Regions from separate parts of the Homo sapiens genome. Here regions 2, 3 and 4 are each linked to region 1. Evidence: chromatin contacts called from ENCODE Hi-C or POLR2A ChIA-PET data. All regions are on one chromosome and are shown on one strand. Each heading gives the region's core, a stretch centred on a gene start or an enhancer-like site at or near the end of the contact. The rest is flanking DNA. Distances are from core to core; before and after follow the strand shown. Region 1 holds the start of TMEM134 (transmembrane protein 134). Region 2 holds the start of GSTP1 (glutathione S-transferase pi 1). Region 3 holds the start of POLD4 (DNA polymerase delta 4, accessory subunit). Region 4 has its middle 25 kb from the start of GSTP1.

What was found. Hi-C counts contacts between places; a loop is a spot of excess contacts on that map. ChIA-PET counts read pairs that join two places held with the same protein, here RNA polymerase II (POLR2A). Pooled maps may share reads with other maps.
Region 2: a map of PC-9 shows a loop between it and region 1 (4-fold over the local background). The contact joins the promoter of GSTP1 here to the promoter of TMEM134 in region 1. A Hi-C loop is called at or near these places in 1 of 168 maps with a recorded cell type or tissue (PC-9), 2 of 37 single-sample maps with no recorded cell type and 11 of 50 pooled maps. POLR2A ChIA-PET finds 5 or more read pairs at or near these places in 8 of 52 experiments (A549, Caco-2, MCF 10A and 5 more).
Region 3: a map of B cell shows a loop between it and region 1 (12-fold over the local background). The contact joins the promoter of POLD4 here to the promoter of TMEM134 in region 1. A Hi-C loop is called at or near these places in 7 of 168 maps with a recorded cell type or tissue (B cell, CD8-positive, alpha-beta T cell, HCT116 and 4 more), 14 of 37 single-sample maps with no recorded cell type and 23 of 50 pooled maps. POLR2A ChIA-PET finds 5 or more read pairs at or near these places in 20 of 52 experiments (A549, B cell, CD4-positive, alpha-beta T cell and 17 more).
Region 4: a map of endothelial cell of umbilical vein shows a loop between it and region 1 (3-fold over the local background). The contact joins the enhancer-like site here to the promoter of TMEM134 in region 1. A Hi-C loop is called at or near these places in 1 of 168 maps with a recorded cell type or tissue (endothelial cell of umbilical vein), 3 of 37 single-sample maps with no recorded cell type and 6 of 50 pooled maps. POLR2A ChIA-PET finds 5 or more read pairs at or near these places in 1 of 52 experiments (HEK293).

Annotation. Positions count from the first base shown.
Region 1 is chr11:67,468,001-67,471,343 of GRCh38, forward strand. It overlaps TMEM134 (transmembrane protein 134), which reads right to left and starts at 1,251. Exons shown (of 7, transcript NM_025124.4): 1 at 1,019-1,251; 2 at 28-92. The coding sequence starts at 1,192. RefSeq lists silencers at 836-975, 1,186-1,325 and enhancers at 863-1,487, 1,476-1,655.
Region 2 is chr11:67,582,168-67,585,510 of GRCh38, forward strand. It overlaps GSTP1 (glutathione S-transferase pi 1), which reads left to right and starts at 1,645. Exons shown (of 7, transcript NM_000852.4): 1 at 1,645-1,677; 2 at 1,967-2,002; 3 at 2,297-2,403; 4 at 2,518-2,605; 5 at 2,971-3,074. The coding sequence starts at 1,677. RefSeq lists silencers at 1,245-1,864, 1,415-1,557, 1,875-2,024.
Region 3 is chr11:67,351,743-67,355,085 of GRCh38, forward strand. POLD4 (DNA polymerase delta 4, accessory subunit) reads right to left here and starts at 1,804. Exons shown (of 4, transcript NM_021173.5): 1 at 1,561-1,804; 2 at 1,246-1,335; 3 at 949-1,060; 4 at 1-277. The coding sequence starts at 1,657. The coding sequence ends at 253. The region is part of intron 2 of LOC100130987 (a long non-coding RNA gene); the gene reads left to right. RefSeq lists enhancers at 484-1,066, 1,067-1,648, 1,642-1,691 and a silencer at 1,872-2,121.
Region 4 is chr11:67,556,753-67,560,095 of GRCh38, forward strand. No RefSeq gene overlaps it. Among named protein-coding and RNA genes, the nearest start is that of GSTP1, 25 kb to the right of the region's middle. Within about 2 kb of position 1,844, at least 10 of the 41 ENCODE cell types and tissues checked have a DNase peak (open chromatin) inside an H3K27ac peak, as active enhancers do.

The DNA.
Region 1 (3,343 bases), core at 1-2,500:
AGGGTTGGGTCCCCACCTGGCCCTAACCTGGTGCCGACTCCCCCATCCGGCTCCGGAGAGGCCTGGGCTCCATCCTCATCGTTCTCCAGGTTCTGTTGCAGAACACAGGTCTCAGGGGGGTTGCTGGGCTGGGGCCCTTCCTCACTCCCTCCCGGGAAGAGAAAAGCAGGCCTACACAACCATTTGCCTGGCCGCCTGGCAGCTGTTCACCTGGCCCTCTGCCCTCCCCGCAGAACGGGTTTGGTGATTCACAGAAACCAGGTAGGAGGTGGGTGGATGCCAGGGCTTTGGGGAGCAGGAGCCTGCATAGATCCCAGGGAAAGGAGAGCTCCCAACTTTGGGTTAGGGTGGAGCTCTCATTCAGTGGCCTAGAATGGGAGCTTGGGAATTGGGGTGCCAGGAAAGGCCAGGCCCAGAGTTCCCAGGTTCAAGGCACAGGGTTCTGGTCCAGGTCTCCAAGAAAAGCAGCCTAGGGTTGGTGGAGGTTTTCTGGGAAAATGGGTTTTTCTGGTTTAGTGGGAGCCAAAGGGTGGGCAAGGACTGGTCATGTGAGAGGAGCTCCAGCTCTTAGGGGTGGTGGTGGGATTAGGGAGAGGGCTTTCAGAATAGAGAAAGGCGTGCGGGTTCCCATCAGCTTAGCTGGCCTGGGGCACAGGGGATGCTCCTGCGTGTGGGGCAAGGTCTGGTTCAGATACAGAGGAGCTCCCCCAACCCAGCGGGGGCCAGGTGCGAGTAGCCAGGATGAGTGGGGAATCCGGTTGGGTTCCCCAGCTGGAGCTGAGGGATGAGCTCCCGGGCCCGGGCACTGGGCTCTTCCCGGCTGGCTGGGGCCCGGTATGGGAACCGGGAGGGCCTGGGCAGGGCTCTGGATCAAGAGTCACGTCCGCGGGGCGGGGGGGCGGTCTCGCGCTTCAGCTGGGGCCTCTAGGCAGATGCTTCCCCGAGTTGAGGCCTTTGGGGCCCGGCCTGGGGTCCCGTCCGGCCGGGGGCAGGGGGTTAGGTGGGCCGGGCGGTTCACCTGGTAGCGCAGCCGGGACTGCTTGTCCTCGTCAGCCACCTCGAACCGGGCCCGACGCTCGAAGTGCAGCGGCCCAAAGCGCGCGACCCCGCTGGACTCGGGCCCAGGGCCCCCGTCCTCCAGGGACAGCTCGAAGGCATCATCAATGCTGAACTGGGGCCGGGCGGCGCTCATGGCCCCGGCCCGCTCAGGCGCCGTGCGCCGCCGCCATCTGCGCCCACACACCCAGCGTCGCCGCTGCCCCGCCCCCGCATGCCCCGCCCCTCCGACCCTGGCTCCGCCCCACGCGCCGGTCCCGCCCCCGTCCGCCCTAAGCAGGCCAGAGTTGCCGAGCCCTGAGCGGGCTGATGGGTGGGAGCCTCTTCCAGACGGAGCGCGCCCGCCCCGTGACGCCACTCAGTGGCCGCCATGGCAAGCGACAGCCCGTGCCGGGCTCGGACACATCCCCCAGGCGTGTATGTGCGGGGGCTTGGAGGGGCTTCCACGCCCCAACCTCCAGGTCCCTGACAGGGCCTTTTGCACCGCAGCCTGTTCCTCGAGTGCCAAGGAGACTCCTGGGAACTGTTTCCCCACCTTACTCACAACAGCCCCGCACCGGAGGGGTGCTCTCCCCATTTTTGCAAATGTGGAAACCGAGGCTCAGAGAGCTTATGTGTCTTCCAATTTCCAGTCAGTCTCCACGCAGCAGCCGAAGTGATCTTTTAAAACAAATCTTTTTATCTGCGTGTGTTATTCTGAAAACCCTTTTTAAAAATTTTGCTGCTGGCCTGGCTCGGTGGCTCACTCCTGTAATCCCAGCACTTTGGGAGGCCGAGGCGGGTGGATCACTTGAGGTCAGGAGTTCAAGACCAGCCTGGCCAAAAGGCGAAACCCCGTCTTTACTAAAAATACAAAAATTAGCCGGGCGTGGTAGTGCATGCCTATAGTCCCAGCTACTTGGGAGGCTGAGGCAGAAGAATTGCTTGAACCCGGGAGGCAGATGTTGCAGTGAGCCGAGATTGAGCCACTGCACTCCAGCCTGGGCGACAGAGCAAGACTCCGTCTCAAAAAACAAAACAAAACAAACAAAAAAACCTTCCCTTGGTTTTCCATTGCACTTAGAATAAAATCTGAACTCTTGGCAGGGCACGGTGGCTCACACTTTGGGAGGCCAAGGAGAGTGGATCACTTGAGGTCAGGAGTTTGAGACCAGCCTGGCCAACATGGTGAAACCCAGTCTCTACTAAAAATACAAAAATTAGCTGGGCACGGTGACCAGTGCCTGTAATCCCAGCTACTTGGGAGGCTGAGGCAGGAGAATCGCTTGTACCCTGGAGGCAGAGGTTGTAGTGAGTGGAGATCACACCACTGCACTCCAGCCTGGGCAACAGAGCAAGACTCCATAAAAAAAAAATGAACCGTGGTGGGGGGCGGTGGGGGTGGAAGAGCAGAAGTACTCTATGAATTAGGTGGACCTGGTTTCAAATCCCCATTCTACCACTTGTAAGTACTTGGGACTTTGGCAAACCCCTCATTCATTTCTGCCACAAGTATTTATTAAGCATCTATTTAGGGCCAAACACTGTTTTGGGCACTATAGATACAGTGGTGAATAAAACAGTGCAAAATGAGACAGTTTCAAGTGCTGTGTGATGCAAAACTGACTTTAGATTTCGTACTCAAAGATGACCTTTCCAAGAGGTGACATTTGAGCAGGAATGCCGATGATGAAGGAGCCAGCTGTGAGAAAAGCAAGGTTCAGTGTTTTCCTGGCACCAGGGAACAGCACGTTCAAAGGCCAGGAGGTGGGAAGGAGCTTGGCCTGTGGAGGAAGAATGTGAGAAAACCAGTGTGGCTGAGCAGCAAGGAAAGGGGCAGGCCGACTTGATGAGCCTGGGAGGAGTAGATGGGCCCCAGAGCCTTGAGAGCTTTATGGACCTTAGTCAAGAGTTCTTTTTTGTTTTTGTTTTTTTCGACACAGGGTCTCGCTCTGTTGCCCAAGCTGGAGTGCGATCTCAGCTCACTGCAACCTCCACCTCCTGGGTTCAAGTGATTCTCCTGCCTCAGCCTCCCGAGGAGGCTGGGATTACAGGCATGAGCCACAGTGCCCTGCCTTATTATTATTATTATTATTATTATTATTTTTGAGACAGAGTCTCGCACCGTCACCCGGGCTGGAGTGCAGTGGCAAGATCTCGGCTTGCTGCAACCTCCGCCCCCTGGGTTCAAGCGATTCTCCTGCCTCAGCCTCCCCTGTAGCTAGGATTACAGGCGTGATCTGCCCACCTCGGCCTCCCAAGGTGCTGGGTATGAGCCACCACACCCGGCCTCATGTTCATTTTATGG
Region 2 (3,343 bases), core at 395-2,894, 110 kb after region 1:
GCCGAGTACCCAATAGTTCTCTTTTCTGCTCCTCTCCTTCCTCCCATCCTGCACCCTGGAGTCAACCACAGTGTCTGTTGTTTCCTTGTTTGTGTTATAAGTTCTCATCATTTAGCTCCCACTTACAAGTGAGAACATCCAGTATTTGGATTTCTGTTCCTGCATTAGTTTGCTAAGGATAATAGCCTCTAGCTCCATCCATGTTCCCACAAAAGACATGATCTAGTTCTTTTTAATGGCTGCATTAAATGAAGTTTTAAAGATACAACATAAACACCAACCTCTTCCCCACCACAAAAATCCCTTGCTGAATTTGATTACACTTAAATTAACGAGTTTTGTTTCATGAAAGACTCCTTGGACAAACTTGACAGTTGATGGAATAGGAGAAGCTGTCTGTCATGTCTAAAGCCAACAAGAGATCAATATCTAGAATAAATGGAGATCTGCAAATCAACAGAAAGTAGGCAGCAAAGCCAAAGAAAATAGCCTAAGGCACAGCCACTAAAAGGAACGTGATCATGTCCTTTGCAGGGACATGGGTGGAGCTGGAAGCCGTTAGCCTCAGCAAACTCACACAGGAACAGAAAACCAGCGAGACCGCATGGTCTCACTTATAAGTGGGAGCTGAACAATGAGAACACATGGTCACATGGCGGCGATCAACACACACTGGTGCCTGTTGAGCGGGGTGCTGGGGAGGGAGAGTACCAGGAAGAATAGCTAAGGGATACTGGGCTTAATACCTGGGTGATGGGATGATCTGTACAGCAAACCATCATGGCGCACACACCTATGTAACAAACCTGCACATCCTCTACATGTACCCCAGAACTTCAAATAAAAGTTGGACGGCCAGGCGTGGTGGCTCACGCCTGTAATCCCAGCACTTTGGGAAGCCGAGGCGTGCAGATCACCTAAGGTCAGGAGTTCGAGACCAGCCCGGCCAACATGGTGAAACCCCGTCTCTACTAAAAATACAAAAATCAGCCAGATGTGGCACGCACCTATAATTCCACCTACTCGGGAGGCTGAAGCAGAATTGCTTGAACCCGAGAGGCGGAGGTTGCAGTGAGCCGCCGAGATCGCGCCACTGCACTCCAGCCTGGGCCACAGCGTGAGACTACGTCATAAAATAAAATAAAATAACACAAAATAAAATAAAATAAAATAAAATAAAATAAAATAAAATAAAATAAAATAAAATAAAAAAATAAAATAAAATAAAATAAAATAAAGCAATTTCCTTTCCTCTAAGCGGCCTCCACCCCTCTCCCCTGCCCTGTGAAGCGGGTGTGCAAGCTCCGGGATCGCAGCGGTCTTAGGGAATTTCCCCCCGCGATGTCCCGGCGCGCCAGTTCGCTGCGCACACTTCGCTGCGGTCCTCTTCCTGCTGTCTGTTTACTCCCTAGGCCCCGCTGGGGACCTGGGAAAGAGGGAAAGGCTTCCCCGGCCAGCTGCGCGGCGACTCCGGGGACTCCAGGGCGCCCCTCTGCGGCCGACGCCCGGGGTGCAGCGGCCGCCGGGGCTGGGGCCGGCGGGAGTCCGCGGGACCCTCCAGAAGAGCGGCCGGCGCCGTGACTCAGCACTGGGGCGGAGCGGGGCGGGACCACCCTTATAAGGCTCGGAGGCCGCGAGGCCTTCGCTGGAGTTTCGCCGCCGCAGTCTTCGCCACCAGTGAGTACGCGCGGCCCGCGTCCCCGGGGATGGGGCTCAGAGCTCCCAGCATGGGGCCAACCCGCAGCATCAGGCCCGGGCTCCCGGCAGGGCTCCTCGCCCACCTCGAGACCCGGGACGGGGGCCTAGGGGACCCAGGACGTCCCCAGTGCCGTTAGCGGCTTTCAGGGGGCCCGGAGCGCCTCGGGGAGGGATGGGACCCCGGGGGCGGGGAGGGGGGGCAGACTGCGCTCACCGCGCCTTGGCATCCTCCCCCGGGCTCCAGCAAACTTTTCTTTGTTCGCTGCAGTGCCGCCCTACACCGTGGTCTATTTCCCAGTTCGAGGTAGGAGCATGTGTCTGGCAGGGAAGGGAGGCAGGGGCTGGGGCTGCAGCCCACAGCCCCTCGCCCACCCGGAGAGATCCGAACCCCCTTATCCCTCCGTCGTGTGGCTTTTACCCCGGGCCTCCTTCCTGTTCCCCGCCTCTCCCGCCATGCCTGCTCCCCGCCCCAGTGTTGTGTGAAATCTTCGGAGGAACCTGTTTCCCTGTTCCCTCCCTGCACTCCTGACCCCTCCCCGGGTTGCTGCGAGGCGGAGTCGGCCCGGTCCCCACATCTCGTACTTCTCCCTCCCCGCAGGCCGCTGCGCGGCCCTGCGCATGCTGCTGGCAGATCAGGGCCAGAGCTGGAAGGAGGAGGTGGTGACCGTGGAGACGTGGCAGGAGGGCTCACTCAAAGCCTCCTGCGTAAGTGACCATGCCCGGGCAAGGGGAGGGGGTGCTGGGCCTTAGGGGGCTGTGACTAGGATCGGGGGACGCCCAAGCTCAGTGCCCCTCCCTGAGCCATGCCTCCCCCAACAGCTATACGGGCAGCTCCCCAAGTTCCAGGACGGAGACCTCACCCTGTACCAGTCCAATACCATCCTGCGTCACCTGGGCCGCACCCTTGGTGAGTCTTGAACCTCCAAGTCCAGGGCAGGCATGGGCAAGCCTCTGCCCCCGGAGCCCTTTTGTTTAAATCAGCTGCCCCGCAGCCCTCTGGAGTGGAGGAAACTGAGACCCACTGAGGTTACGTAGTTTGCCCAAGGTCAAGCCTGGGTGCCTGCAATCCTTGCCCTGTGCCAGGCTGCCTCCCAGGTGTCAGGTGAGCTCTGAGCACCTGCTGTGTGGCAGTCTCTCATCCTTCCACGCACATCCTCTTCCCCTCCTCCCAGGCTGGGGCTCACAGACAGCCCCCTGGTTGGCCCATCCCCAGTGACTGTGTGTTGATCAGGCGCCCAGTCACGCGGCCTGCTCCCCTCCACCCAACCCCAGGGCTCTATGGGAAGGACCAGCAGGAGGCAGCCCTGGTGGACATGGTGAATGACGGCGTGGAGGACCTCCGCTGCAAATACATCTCCCTCATCTACACCAACTATGTGAGCATCTGCACCAGGGTTGGGCACTGGGGGCTGAACAAAGAAAGGGGCTTCTTGTGCCCTCACCCCCCTTACCCCTCAGGTGGCTTGGGCTGACCCCTTCTTGGGTCAGGGTGCAGGGGCTGGGTCAGCTCTGGGCCAGGGGCCCAGGGGCCTGGGACAAGACACAACCTGCACCCTTATTGCCTGGGACATCAACCAGCCAAGTAACGGGTCATGGGGGCGAGTGCAAGGACAGAGACCTCCAGCAACTGGTGGTTTCTGATCTC
Region 3 (3,343 bases), core at 554-3,053, 120 kb before region 1:
GCCAGGTCCTTTTCCCCAGTGACCACTCTCCATCTAGAAGCACTCTGCTTCAGCTGCGCAGGCTCTTCCGGGGACTCTGGGAGCCTGCTGGTTAGATGGAGGAGTTGAGCCTCTGACACCTCCAGGTTCTGCCTGCCAAGGGTTCCTCCGCAGCCGGGCTGAGCTGAGCAGGAGCAATGGGCTCTCGCTTCTGTCCTGAGGTTCTTGGGTGGTGAGCAAGAGAGCTAAGGGCAGGAGGTCTTACGTGGTGCCTCATAGGGGATAGAGATGCCAGAGACTGTGGAAGATGGGGTGGGAGGGAGGGATACCCCAGAGAGAGAGAGAGAGAAACAGAGAATCAGTTGTTGAGTCCCTGGATCTGATTTCACCAGCTTATTCTTGGCCATGCCCATAGTCCTTGGGAAACCCCTCAGTTCTAAATAGATAGTTCCTTGGGTCCTGGGTGTACCTTTGCCCCCCACTAGCTTGTAGAGGTAAGAATTATTGGCCGGGTGTGGTGGCTCACGCCTGTAATCCCAGCACTTTGGGAGGCTGAGGTGGGTGGGATCACGAGGTCAGGAGATCAAGACCATCCTGGCTAACACGGTGAAACCCTGTCTCTACTAAAAATAGAAAAAATTAGCCGGGCGTGTTGGCGGGCGCCTGTAGTCCCAGCTACTTGGGAGGCTGAGACAGGAGAATGGCGTGAACCCGAGAGGCGGAGTTTGCAGTGAGCCGAGATCGCGCCACTGCACTCCAGCCTGGGCAACAGAGCAAGACTCTGTCTCAAAAAAAAAGAATTATTATAGTGGCGTGTCCTCCTGAGCCAGGCACCTCATAGAATCTTCTTGCCTGTTCAGCAAGGCCTTCCAACCCTCCATCCATTTCTCCCTCAGGTCAGGACAGCAGGGTGACAGTGCCTGGAGAAGGCCCTGGCTCCCCTGAAAGCCCTCCCGGCCTGTCTCTGACCTGCACTGGAAGCGGGGGTCTCCGGGGTGGGTCTTCAGCACCTGCCACACCTCTGGGGGAGGCTCCAAGCCCATCTGCTTGGCCCGACACCAGCGCTGCAGCCGTGTGATCCCTGCCAGGGTGGGAAGAAGACTCTGGAGACTTGTGGGGGGTGGGGTAGAGTCTGAGCTGGAGAATGTGTGTGTTGGGGGGAGACAGTTCCTGAGGGTCAGAGTCACGCAAGCGCTTGGGTGACTTCAGAGACGTGTGGGTGACTGGCTGGGAGAGGCGCCTCCGTGGGGCTGGGTGGGTTCTCACCGGTGCAGGGCCCGTACTGCCAGGCCAGGTCAAACTGCCTCAGCAGCTCCAGCTCCGCTTCCTCCTCGTCGCGGGGCTGGGGCTCCTCCCCTGCAATGACAGCTGCTCTTCAGTACGAGGTTGGCTTCAGTCTCCTGCCCCTCACCTCCCAGCCTTCCTCACCACCGCTTTGCCTCTGCCACCCCGCAGCTAGACCTGGTGTCGGGAGGGGAGGACAGGCCACCTTTCCCTTTCCATCGGCCCCTCCGCCCCTCTAGGGGCCTCCTCTAGGCCCCTCCGTGTCCACTCCTCCTGCCTCCCTCACACCTCAGAGACCTAGCTCGGGTGCCAGCTCCCCCTTGCTGTGCCCAGCGGGCCCCTCCCTCCTCTTCACAACCGGGTAGGAATCAGTGATGAGCCGCTTCCGGCCCATGGCGGCCACCCAGGCAGGCAGAGAAGGAGGCAACTGCGGGGAAGAGGAGAGACCGGCCAGTGGGCGCGAGAAAGACAGCTGCTGAGAGAGACAGACGGGGCCAGGCCAGCGGCGGGCAGACAAGATGACCCAGACAAACCGAGAGAGGAAGTCGCCGGGGTCCAGGGAGGGACGCCTCCCCCACCCCCAAAAGCACGCAAACAGGAAAGACTTCAGCCAATGGCAGGCCGCCTATGCGGGGCGGGGCCCTGGCGCTAGCCAATGGTAGGCAGTGTAGGGTGAGGGGCGGGGCGGTGCCTCAGCTGTGGGCCGCGGGAGGAGGGGCAGGCTGGGGCGGGGGACCTGTCGGGATGCCCCGACTTCACCACCTTCCCCGGCCCCCATTGGTCTGCTGTGGGTCCCGAGAGACTTCAGGAGAGTTATCTTCAGCCTCTCACTTCCCGTTTTCCCTTCCTAGGCAAATGTTCTTTTCAGCTTCGCTAATCCCCGTGGCCAGTTTGTAACTCCCTAGAGTCCAGCTGGAGCCTTCACTCGGTCCTTTGGCCCGCCCCGCCTTGTGGGGGCAGGTCTGGAGGTCTGAAGAGAGTTTGGGCTAATCCAGGCCCCTTCCCGGCTCCCACCCAACCCCCACTGGCCCCAGGAGACCTGGCTGGAGAAGCCCATGGGTTCTGAAACCTCCTTTCTCACAGTCTGTGCCCAAAGATGCTGCCCACTCTTAGTCCGAGTAAGTGTTTGCCGTTTTGACTCTCCTGGGGTCCCAAGTCGTGTCCGGCCCGCCCCACCAGTCAGGAAGATTCCATACTGAGTAGGAAGGCAGAGCAAGGGTCTGGTCCCCCCACCACAATGTGTTTGGATCCCTAGTTCTTCACTGGCAAAATCTGCCCTGTCTCTCACAATAATGTGAGTCTGAGCAGAAAATATTAATAATAAACCTAACACTCATTGCACGTACCATGTGCCAAGTACTGTTCTAAGCACTTTCCCACATGTTAATTAAAATAGATGTCAAAAAGTTTTTGAAAGTAGGAAGTATAGCTAAATGATTATCACTGCTGATAGTCACAGGCATTGTAGGGCCCCAATCAAACCACAGTCTCTCTTGCACCCCAGGAGCTCACTGTCACAAGGCAGACAGATGCACAGTTGTCAGTGAGAGGCTATAATTCCTACCAGAAGAGGGAAAGGGTGGGTCAGAGATTGGTTAGGACCACAGGGATGATTAGCATTGGAAGGCCTCCTGGAGGAGGTGGACTGCTGTAAACAATGTCTCTCAATTCTCCACCCATGACCTTTGTCCCTTGGGCTCCTGTCATCACTGACTCACCCATACTGCTGCCTCCCCCTCACCAACTTCCTGGCAGGAGGCAAAAGTACTGGCCAGTGGGAGTCTGGGAACCAGCACAGGGACCAGCCCAGCTCTAATCACCCTCCAGAGATCCCATCCGGTTCTTCCTTCCAGGGATACTGGGAGGGTGGGGCACAGACTCCTGGGCTGCTGCCTGCTCAGAGGCCTCTGCCTCCTCCTTTCCCTGCTCTGGGGTCTGGGTGTTCTGCACTGGAAGAGGGCTAAGCCACTGGTACACGTGGGCACAAGGGAGGAAGCTGCTCTGGAAAGGAGACCACCAGAGGGGAGGCAGAGGAGCAGGCCATGTCTTCAGGGTCCACGTCCTGCCTGGCTCTCCCCAT
Region 4 (3,343 bases), core at 594-3,093, 89 kb after region 1:
GAGCCTCATTCTGTTGCCCAGGCTGGAGTGCAGTGGTGCGATCTCAGCTCACTGCAACCTCCACCTCCTGGGTTCAAGCAATTCTCTGCCTCAGCCTCCTGAGTAGCTGGGACTACAGGTGCCCACCACCACGCCCGGCTAATTTTTGTATTTTTAGTAGAGACGGGGTTTCATCATCTTGGCCAGGGTGGTCTTGAACACCTGACCTCGTGATCCACCCGTCTCAGCCTCCCAAAGTGCTGGGATTACAGGCGTGAGCCACCACGCCTGGCCCAACAGTTGGAATTGTTAGTGCCCTGCGTGCAGTGATATTTCACTGTGGCTTTAATTTACATTTCTGGCCGGGCATGGTGGCTCATGCCTGTAATCCCAGCACTTTGGAAGGCTGAGGCAGGCAGATCACCTGAGGTCAGGAGTTGGAGACCAGCCTGGCCAACATGGTGAAACCGCGTCCTTACTAAAAATACACAAATTAGCCGAGCATAGTGGCACATGTCTGTAATCCCAGCTACCCGGGAGGCTGAGGCAGGAGAATCACTTGAATCTGGGAGGTGGAGGTTGCAGTAAGCAGAGATCACACCACTGCACTCTGGCCTGGGCGACAGAGTGAAACTCCATCTTGAAAAAAAAAATTGCATTTCCTAATGACACTGAACATGTTTTTACCTTTTTATATGCTTAAGGGGTGTATAATAATGGCACACAAATCGTCTTAAGGCTATTTGTTTTAAATATTAGGGACTAGACTATGAAATATGGACACAGATAGGCTAGTAATTTATTGTCCCTTTGAAGTCTTTTTTTTTTTTTTTTTTTTTTTTGGTAGAGATGGGGTCTTGCCATGTTGCCCAAGCTGGTCTCGAACTCCTGGGCTCAAGTGATCCACCTGCCTTGGCCTCCCAAAGTGCTGGGATTACAGGCGTGAACCACCACAACTGGCCCCTTTCAAAGTCTTTTTTTTTTTTTTTTTTGAGAGGGGTCTCACTCTGTCACCCAGGCTGGAGAGCAGTGGTGCGATCTCGGCTCACTGCAACCTCTGCCTCCTGGGTTCAAGTGATTCTCCTGCCTCAGCCTCCCGAGTAGCTGAGACTACAGGTGTGTGCCACCACACCCGGCTCTTTTTTGTGTGTTTTTAGTAGAGACAGCGTTTCACCATGTTGGCCAGGCTGGTCTCAAACTCCTGACCGCAAATGATCTGCCCGCCTTGGCCTCCCAAAATGCTGGGATTATAGGCATGAGCCACTGCGCCCAGCCCAAAGTCTTTACATATTTGCCCAACATGTATTTAGTTTGGCTGTTTCTTTATTTTAAAAAGCCGCTTTTTATTTAAAGAAAAACAAAAGATTGTTTTCAGAAATAAATTCACCTTCCGGGGCTAAAAAAATCCTAACCATTTCCTACTTCTCTTTGGTTCTTGTTCTCACTTCAGGTTGTATATTAATCAGATACAAGTCCCACTGAGGTTACAAAGTCCCCCAACCGCAGCAGCTGAAACAAGCTAGAAGTATGTTTTCACTCTGCAACAAGTCCGGTGTCCTCTGCACGAAGCAATGGGCACTCCGTGGTGTTAGGGACCCAGGCTCCCCCTGCTCTCTCTGCCATGCCAAGGATGCCATCCCTGTCACGTCCATGTTCCAGCCCCGCGGGATCAGGGGTTCTCTGAACAACACCTTTTGAAGAGGCATCTTCTAGGTTTGCAATGTAGATGATAAAATAAGTCACTTGTTGGCAACACGCAGCATACCCCATGCAGCACCGGGTTTCTGACTTGCAACTGGCGTGACTTCTAGTGAATGTGCCGCCCAGAAACACTCGACGGAGACTACACTGCTATCACTAAGTTGTTTTTTCTCCTTCTTGAGTACTTCAGTGGGGTGGGGCCAATTTATATTTAACCAGTTATTTCAGGAATCAAGGAGGGCGGGGAGGCACACTGACTGCTGTATTACTGGTTCATTCTGGGAAGCCTGGGCCCAGCTCCAGCTTGCTGAGGCCACGCTACGGGGTCCACAGCGTCGACTGTCCCTGACTCTAACCAGCGTCTCCCAGAGCCTGCAAATGTGCCACACACAGCAGCAGGGGCGGGGCTCACTCCTCATTCTCACTCTTCGACTTGTATTGGGCTGATTTTGATTGAAAGCAGCAGAAACCCAATCAAAGGCGAATTTGCTGACTCAGTTAACTGGAAGATAACGGATGCTTCTGCTTTACGCACGTTGGATCCAGGAGCTCCATCAAATTCTTCATCATTTCTCACTCTTCCTCCCCATGAAACATTGTTTTTCTCCCTCTGTCTCTCTTTTTTTTTTTTTTTTTGAGACAGAGTCTTGCTCTGTCGTCCAGGCTGGAGTGCAGTGGTGCGATCTCGGCTCACTGAAACCTCCGCCTCCCGGGTTCGAGCAATTCTCGTGCCTCAGCCTCCCGAGTGGCTGGGACTACAGGTGCCCGGCTAATTTTTGAATTTTTAGTGGAGACGGGGTTTCACCGCGTTGGCCAGGCTGGTGTCGAACTTCTGACCTCAAGTGGTCTGTCCGCCTCAGCCTCCCAAAATGTTGGGATTACAGGTATGAGCCACTGCACCCAGCCAGCATTCTTTTTCTCTACACTGCTTACTTCTCTGTGGCTTCATTCTCAGGCAGCCTGTACCTGCAGGGTGGCAAATATGGCCAAGTCACTTTAAGGCTTTCTTTGATGAGTTCTGGGGTTGCCTTTCATTGGCGTGGCTCACTGGGTCCTGCCCCTCCCTGAATAATCACTTTGGCTAGGAGAATGCAGTTCCTATCCCCTTGGCAGAAGTGGTCACTTTCAGTTCAATCACATGGATTTGGTTCCTCCAAGAAAGAGAGGTTCTGTTACCAAAGGAAGAGGCAAAGGATGCTTAGCTGACGAAGACCTCAGGTGCCCTCTGTGCCTTCTTTGCTGTGCCCAGATGATGCCTTTGGCCAGCTTTTTCCTGTACTGCTCATTATAAAAACAATATGTAATGAAGTGGAGAAAACTTATTTCTCAAAAATTCCTGGACAGGCACTGTGGCTCACGCCTATAATTTCAGTGCCTTGGGAAGCTGAGGTGGGAGGCCAGGAGTTTGAGACGAGCCTGGGCAACACACTGAGATCCCATCTCCATTTAAAATATGTATATTAAAAAAACAAATCCTAAGGGAAGACTGGAGATAGGCTGGTGGGTGATTTGGACAGAGAGGGGCCATCTCTATGCCCAGGGCCTGGATGTCCCATGAACAGCTTTTCCTGGGGTCAGGCAGGCAGGGGTGGAGGGCACCAGCAGGAGGAGATGGAGGACTGGGCTATGCCAGGTGCCGCCTCCTGTCCATGCCCCACCCTGA